Linked DNA regions of Homo sapiens: regions 2 and 3 are each linked to region 1. Evidence: chromatin loops called from intact Hi-C (ENCODE). Cell type or tissue: gastrocnemius medialis. All regions are shown on one strand.

What was found. Peaks named below come from ENCODE experiments on the same cell type or tissue, not always from the same donor. Only the 100,000 strongest peaks of a DNase experiment are listed, where the experiment ranks them.
Region 2: it touches region 1 in a loop (2.4-fold over the local background); 3 of 110 quality-filtered maps call a loop at or near these places.
Region 3: a loop joins it to region 1, with 16 times the contacts of the local background. A loop is called at or near these places in 4 of 110 quality-filtered maps.

What each region holds. Positions count from the first base shown.
Region 1 is chr17:79,304,700-79,307,199 of GRCh38, reverse strand. The region is part of intron 3 of RBFOX3 (RNA binding fox-1 homolog 3); the gene reads left to right. Among named protein-coding and RNA genes, the nearest start is that of ENGASE, 230 kb to the right of the region's middle. In gastrocnemius medialis, a CTCF peak has its summit at 1,111; DNase peaks (open chromatin) are centred at 889, 1,249 and 2,159; H3K27ac peaks cover 1,604 bases.
Region 2 is chr17:79,073,881-79,076,380 of GRCh38, reverse strand. It overlaps ENGASE (endo-beta-N-acetylglucosaminidase), which reads right to left and starts at 1,557. Exons shown (of 14, transcript NM_001042573.3): 1 at 1,291-1,557. The coding sequence starts at 1,436. RefSeq lists a silencer at 1,156-1,695. In gastrocnemius medialis, no CTCF peak of the experiment used is centred here; a DNase peak (open chromatin) is centred at 1,540; H3K4me3 peaks cover 1,825 bases; H3K27ac peaks cover 2,456 bases.
Region 3 is chr17:79,387,622-79,390,121 of GRCh38, reverse strand. All of the region lies in intron 2 of RBFOX3 (RNA binding fox-1 homolog 3), which reads left to right. Among named protein-coding and RNA genes, the nearest start is that of RBFOX3, 220 kb to the left of the region's middle. In gastrocnemius medialis, CTCF peaks have their summits at 1,250 and 1,456 (motif pointing right); a DNase peak (open chromatin) is centred at 1,431; H3K27me3 peaks cover 884 bases.

The sequences.
Region 1 (2,500 bases):
CAACAGGGCGGACACGCTGCTCATGCGAGGCCCTCCTTCCGCGCCCCGAGGTGGCCGCAGCCTATATTTAGGCCTGAGTCGGAAACCTTTATTATACTTGGCACCTGTGCTGTAGGTATGAGCTCATTCTTCTCCCCAGGGATGGCCTTAGCCTATTAATAGCCTTGGCTGAGTTTCCCTCCTTGCTCCGAGTGCCAAGAGAGAAAGTGGGTTAATAAATATCAAAGAAAACTCCCTCAGAGGGCCTGGGGCCAGACTCTCCAAGAGTCGTGGATGTCGGGCCCCAGACCAGGAGAGGGGTTCCCTTTTCCCCCAGCCTCTCATCTTCCTCCTGACAGAGGCCCAACGCCCAGGCTGGCGGGTCTGAGGATCAGGCATGGCAAAGCTCTCCCAGGTGCCCGTGGAGCTGGGGGTGGAGGAGGACACCCGGCACGGGAGGCCTAGGAGGTTGGCTCAGGTGGGGCTGTTGGTATCTGGGCAGCCAAGAGAGGGAGGTAGGCAGGGCACCCTGGACCTTCTGGCACCTTCCTTCTTGCCTGCACCCTCTCACATCCTTCTGCCAACTCAGCAGCATGGAAGGGAAAGGGAGGAAGTGGCCTCGGGATGGCCCCTGAGGAAGACCCCACCCTCATCCTCTCCCAGGCTCAGAGGCTGCGGCAGGAATTGTTTAGCCTGAGTTGGAAACAGTAAGAGAAGGGAGCCCCAGGAACAAAGCAGGGAGGGGAGGGGCGCTCCTGAGGGCAGGTGTGCCAGGGTAGGCTGGCAGCAGGCTCCGTTGCACTGATTCCTTTGATCAGCCAAATTCCAAGAGAGTCACACGCGTGCGGGCCATGGCTGGCGCTCTGCATGGACGTGTGAGCCGCCCTGGCCTGGCGCGTTGTCAGCTAGCACTGCTGAGTGCCGTGGGCCGGGGAGATGTCTCACAGCCCCGTCTCGTTTATTTTCCGCCATTGCCGTGCATGGGTGCTCTTAGCAGGGCTCAGGGAGGTCACGGCCACCCAGCTGGGAACTGGCAGAGCTGAGGCTCAGGCTGGCGTTATCTGGCTGCAGCAGCCGCCGCCTGCAGGCCTCGGGTCAGGATGTTTTCTGCAGAGCATGGAGCCCTATCGGCTAGATTCCGTCTGTGCTTTCTGGCTTTCACCCGCTGGACATAAAGGCAGACTGTAGACGCTGCTGCTTTTATGAAACTCGACTCTAGCTGAGCTCTAGCAGGGCAGCCAGTGACGGCAGAGTCTGGGCAGCCTCCATCCACTGGCTTGCACAACTGCTGCCCAGGGCTCTACGCTAGAGGCTACGGCAGGTCAGCCCTGGATGGTTAGCCAGGTTATGCACTCTCTGCTGGTTGTTCTGCTCTCCTTGGAGGGAGGCTGCCTGCCCACAGCGGAGAGGGAATTCAGCCTGAGCAAACGGAAAGTCCTTTTTAAGTTTCACTCAATGCAATTAAAGTCTGAAAAATGGCCCAGCGGAGGCTCCCTGCCCTTTCAGGAGTTTGTTCAGCTCAGAGCTGTGTAGCTGGTACAGCCCCCACCCCAGCCCACACAGGCTGTGTGGGAGGAAGACGCAGGGCCAAAGGAGAGGCAGAAAGATCTGACCGTGACTTCCCCAAAGTCTTTCTCCCCTGTTCAGGGGCTCACTGGAGGGGGCGGCCGAGCCCATTTCATGTCGGTCTGTCCAGAGGAGGCGGACAAGGGGGCAGGGCTCTGCCCTGCCTTGGGAAATGGAGGTGGAAACACGTGGCTCTGAAACCAAACAGCAAGCCCCACTGGGACAGCTGTGCGTCGTCTTGATTTTTCTGATTATTTGGTGGACCTTTTTAGGGTTTCTTATCTGATTCTGTTCTGGGGAGTTGGGTGGGTGGAAAAGAAAAACATAATGATTGAAAGGCAGGATGAAACTGATCCCAGTAATAGCTATGACGGCAGGGCTTGGCCGGCCGCAGGGTTCCAAGCCCCCTGCCCCCACCTCTCCCTTTCCCCCCCACACAGGCAAGAACCCTTTAGTGGCTCTGCTTCAACTGCCTGATCTTCAGGAACTGAGCCACCTGGGGCCACCATCGGAGGGGTTGATGATTGACTAAAAATAGCCAGAGCTGTGCTTCCTGCCCTGGCCAGGCGGCGGCCCACCCACCCTGCTGAAACAGCATCCTCTGAGAGCAGGGCCACAGCGGAGTCCACCCGGCCCTCTAAGCACGGGGCTCAGGATAGCGTCCATGGAAAATGATGGAATGCCCCAGTGTGAGACGCGGTGGGAGGGAGGGGCCAAGTGAAGGAGGTGAGGGATTTGGTTCTCCCACAGACACGAGCAGGTGTAAGCAAGACTCTGCCTCGAGAACACGGCACCCGTGTCACGGCCAGCTCTCCCTCATATAACCCAACAGCCACCAGCACCTTCCGAGAATCTTAGAGTTGGAACCAAGAACAGAGGCCCCGGGTTTGACTTCCATCCTCTTTCATTCTAATCCCATCATCTTTTCTCCCCTGGGGTTAGAAGGGTCTGGGGA
Region 2 (2,500 bases), 230 kb after region 1:
GTTGGCCAGGCTGGTCTCAAACTCCCGAACTCAGGTGATCACACGCCTCAGCCTCCCAAGTGCTGAGATTACAGGCATAAGCCACCATGCCTGGCCTAAAAAATCATTATTATTTTAGGAGCAGTAAGAAGACACCGCAGTGGCTATTTAGAGGCCATGGCACCAACGTTGAGATTCCCTAAATCTACCAACGCCCAAGGCCACTTCTTTGTTCACTGAGTTGTCATCTGCCATCACTCCACTGCCATTCAGAGGCCTGTTGCAAAGAGTCCTCTGTAGCATCTGCCATCACCAAACACTGACCCAGGGCCTCCAGAATGACATTGGGAGACCCTGAGAACTGCAGGGGTCGGGGACGGATTCAAGCAGAGATGCCGCAGTTGTTCCTCTCCACCTTCCTTTTCCAAAGCCCCCTTCCTCGTTGATGTCCTTATTATACTTCAGCCACCCCCTCCCAGACCTTCTCAGAACAATCCCACACCAGGTCACCTTTGTCACCTGTCATTCCTCCACTAGGAGGGAAAGAGCCATCTCCACATTCCTCCTGTCCAAAAATATCTTTCCCAGCAGCCAGCCTTCATCCCATCTTCATGAGGTCTGAAATGCTCAGCAGTCTCACTGCTTTGGGTTTAGAAACAAAGCTACGGCTGCTGTTTCCGGAAGCCATGTCTGTGCTCCTAACTTCTCCCCCTGCAACCTACTGAGGGGGAGTTTACCGGGTGGGCAAGTGCCCCCCAAAGGAAGGAAGCCCAGCCCAGAGGGGCATGTTCGTCCCTTTCTGTCTCTGTGCTTTGGCCCTTTCTGTTCCCCGCCAGTTGGATACCCTACTCCCTATTCTCCACCTACTGAAGGCTTCCTCCTCCCCAAAGACTCAGTTCTAGTGTCACCCCTACAGAAGGCCACCCCTTCCACCAGCCGGCATCCACTGAGCCAGGCATGAGCACCGCCGCCGGGATCTTCCGCATAGACCAGCGACGTGGGAAGCAGGGGTCTGGCCGGGGCGTCGGGATTCCCGCTGGGCCCCGCGGCCACTCGGGTTTGCACCCGTATTTCTGAGATAGGCAGGGGTCACGCACGGGGGCCGGAGGCCGCTGCCCGGCAGTGGCGCGAGGACGGCGGGGCGGACCGGGGCGGAGGGGCGCTGCCACCCTCTGTCCCTTACTGTGCACGGAGCGGACACAGGCGCCGGCCCCCCGCCCCTCGGCGCGCCCGTGCCGGGAAACCTCGGGCCCCGGGGCCACGGACTCTCAGCCCCGCGGATCGGGGTTCACGCGGGCCCCGCAGCCCCACCTCCTTCCCGGCCGCCGCCGCCGCGGCCGCGGCTCCTGATCCTCCTGCTCCTCCTGCGTCCCCGCCTCCGGGGCCGCCAGCCCCTGCAGCTGCCGCCGCCGCCGCCGTGTAGCCGACCGGGTGACCGTCACCGCCGCGGCCTCCATGACACTGTCCGCGCACGCCGAGAGGCAATCGCAGGCCCGGGCCCGCCCCCGCGCCGCGCTCGGCCAATGGGAAGTGCGCAGCGCTGACGCCGCGCTGGGACGGGACTCCGAGCTGACTCCCGGCCAGCGGCCGCGCGGCGGGGACTTTGTTGAGGCGACAGGCCGGGGGCGGGGCCGAGGACGGGGCGGGGCTGTGAGGGGCGGGGCCTGGGCGAGTTCCGAGCCCAGGGTTCGTCGTCGTTCTTGTTGTTGCCCATCATTGGCTATGAGTCCAGGGTGCTAGAAGGCTCTAGAAGGCTTCGGAACGCCCCAATCTTAGAGTTCTCTCTTTAGCCTCACCAGCTTCCTTTGTCAAGCAAACCGAGGTTTATCCCAGAGAGATTAAGCAATCTCCCAGAGGGCACAAAGTCAGCAAATGGTGGCAATGAGATTTTAACTCATGCAGCTAACCCCTATTAAAAGATAATTTTCAGACCGGGCGCGGTGACTCACGTCTGCGATTCCAGCACTTTGGGAGGCCGAGGCGGGCGGATCACCTGAAGTCAGGAGTTCGAGACTACCCTGGCCAACATGGTGAAACCCCGTCTCTACTTAAAATACAAAAATTAGCCGGGCGTGGTGGTGCATGCCTGTAATCCCAGCTACCTGAGAGGCTGAGACTGGAGAATCGCTGGAACCCGGGAGGCAGAGGCTGCAATGAGCCGAGACGGTGCCATTGCACTCCAGCCTGGGCGACAGAGGGAGACTCCGTCTCAAAAAAAAAAAAAAAAAGATGAAAGGTTAGTAGGTTAGTATCGGGCCATGTGGAAGCTGGTGTCCTATGTAGGATGCATAGTTTTCCAGTGAAACACGGATTTCTTTCTACAGCCCCACGCCTGTGCCCAACAGTAGTAGTTGCTCTACCCCTAAGCGTGCAGGGCCTGGAGTGGCACCTCTGCAAGAGTGGCACTGCCCAGCGTCTTAGGCACAAAAGGAGTTCACAGGAAACATGATAGAACAGAGCCCTGAGAAGCCAGAACTCAAGGCTGGGCCCCACAGGGCAAACCAAGGCTCTCCTCCCTCCA
Region 3 (2,500 bases), 83 kb before region 1:
CGGCCGGGTGGCTGGCTACGGAGACCCGGAGGCTGCGGAGACCCGGAGGCTGCGGAGACCCGGCGGCTGCGGAGACCTGGAGGCTACGGAGACCTGGAGGCTGCGGAGACCTGGAGGCTGCGGAGACCTGGAGGCTGCGGAGACCCGGAGGCTACAGAGACCTGGAGGCTGCGGAGACCTGGCTCTGGTTGCTCCAAGGCCTCCTTCTCAGCTGAAACCCTCTCTGCTTTGGAAACAGAAAACGCTAGTCTCCAGCCCTGCAGTATCTGAGCATGGCCCTGGCCCCCTCAGTCTCCTCTCATTCTAAACTGTTGTCTTTTGTGCCTTTGTATAAATTAATTCGTGCTGATGAACCACTGAGCACTGGTTCCCCAAGTACGGTCCCCAGCCTGGAAGTACTGGCATTCCCCAGGAACGTACAAGAAAGGCATGTCGTCTGTCCCACCCCAGATCTCTGGAGTCAGGCAGTCTGGAAACCGGCCCAGCATGCTCATGTGTCATGTGTCGGTAAGGCTGCCCTTACCTGAGTGGAGACCCACTGAGGCCGAGGCAGGGTGGGGGACTCAGTGTTTAACAATAGGCTCTTCCAAAGGAACTAAAGCAGGTTGATGTGTAGCATTTGTCAATTCCCCTGCTGTAAATACCCCCTCAAGGGCTGTCAGCTGCTGTCAGCTGGCTTGTAGAGTTCCTGAAAAGTACGAACCAGCTGCAGCATTACTGACGGGGAGAAGTCAAAAGTCCAGAAAGGGGGCCTCCCAGGGGCAGGAGTGCTCCAGAGAATACCCAGCTACTGTTTATTTGGGCATCTCATTCTAGGGGTCCCCAGACCTTTGTGTTTCTACCCCCAGTCCTCCATATGTCACATAACCACCAACTCTCGTTGCACACCAAAGGGGTGAGTGACCCGAGGTTTGGTGGTTAGTGCTCTCCTGGAAGAGCAGCGAGGGAGAGAGGAAGGGGACCCCAAACTTCAAAAGTGAGTTTCCTCCCCTGTGACGCGGTGCTTGCCACACCGCCCCCCCGCGCCCACCGCTTCGTCCCTCCGTCTCTGTTCTCATTCATGGTCAGTGTGGAGGAAGGATGTAGAGAAAAGGCCATTGGTGGGGCCACGTCTCCCTCTGAAATGCTTATTGCAGGAGGCGAAGGAAGCTGAGAGGCAAGGCCCCAGTTCTAAAGGATTGGAGGGCTTGGCGGCTGGGAGGAGTTAAGGGAATCTGTTCCCTGCCGCTGGGAGAGGATGGTGATCGGTGAGCACAGCTCAGAGATAAGTGGTTAGCGGGCAAGATGAATTATCAGTGGGGCTGTGGTGGCCACCTGTGTGAGTGATGCTTGGCGAGAGGCTCCGGCAGCACCGGGGCATGTGCAGGAGGGGTGGCTGGAGGCGGCTGCTGAGGAGCTGCCACCTGTGTCCTTGCCGGGAACCCTGGCCGGGACGTGGACATCCTCCGTGGCCACTAGAGGGTAGTGCTGCTGCAGGTGGGAACGAGATCCAGCCCGCAGCTGTGCAGTGAGCTTCCTGGAGCAGGGGCGCTCAGAGCCAGCTTAAATCCCCTGTTTTTAAAAGAGATTAGAGATTTATTAAAAATCTTCTCTTTTAAAAATGCCTGCCTTTGGTGACTAAGTAAGGCGCATGCAGGTGGGAAGGCATCTGGACACAGCTGAAAACGATTCCATGTGTGTTGGAAGAAGTAGGGAACAGGCTCCATGCGTGGGGAGATGAGTAACCCTTGACAAAGCTCCCTAAAACAGGATCTTGCACTGGCTCTGCATCCTCGTTCAGCCGTGGTCATGCCTGGGTGCTTTTGAGGCCCTGGAAGGGCCCAACTCCTTGTTCTCTCAAGCTCTTCTGGCCTGGGCATGACTCTTCTGTGATAGAGCCCCCACCCCAGTCACAGCCCATGGAGCACATGGGGGCTGCGTAGTTATGGCCCAGTCTGTGTGGTCAGAGAGCTGCTAACACACATGCACACACACATGCACACACATTTGTATGCACAACCACACATGCACATATACATGTCCACATGCACACACATGCACACGTAGGCACACACACTGCACAGTGCACACATGTACATGCACACAAGTTCATATCCACTTGCATGCACACACACACACACGTACACATTCACACATGCACACACAGGTACACGTTCACACATGCATGTACATGCACACATGTACACATGCACACGCATGTATGCACACTCGTACACACAATCACACACTCTTGCACATGTGCACACACACTGTACAGTGCACACATACCCATGCACACGTTAGTCTGGTCCTGCTCTTGGGGTATGGGTTGGGAAGGAGTGGGCTCTTCCCTTGAACTCCAAGTGCCCAGGCCCCCTGCAGTGTGGTTATGGGTTTTCAGGAGGCAAGAAGAATCTTCCTCCTGCTCCCAGTGAAAGAAGTGGCCCCACTGCACCCAGCCTGGGGGCCCCCAGTCCAACAACATGGCACATAGGCAGTGGTGAGAACCACAGTGAGGCAG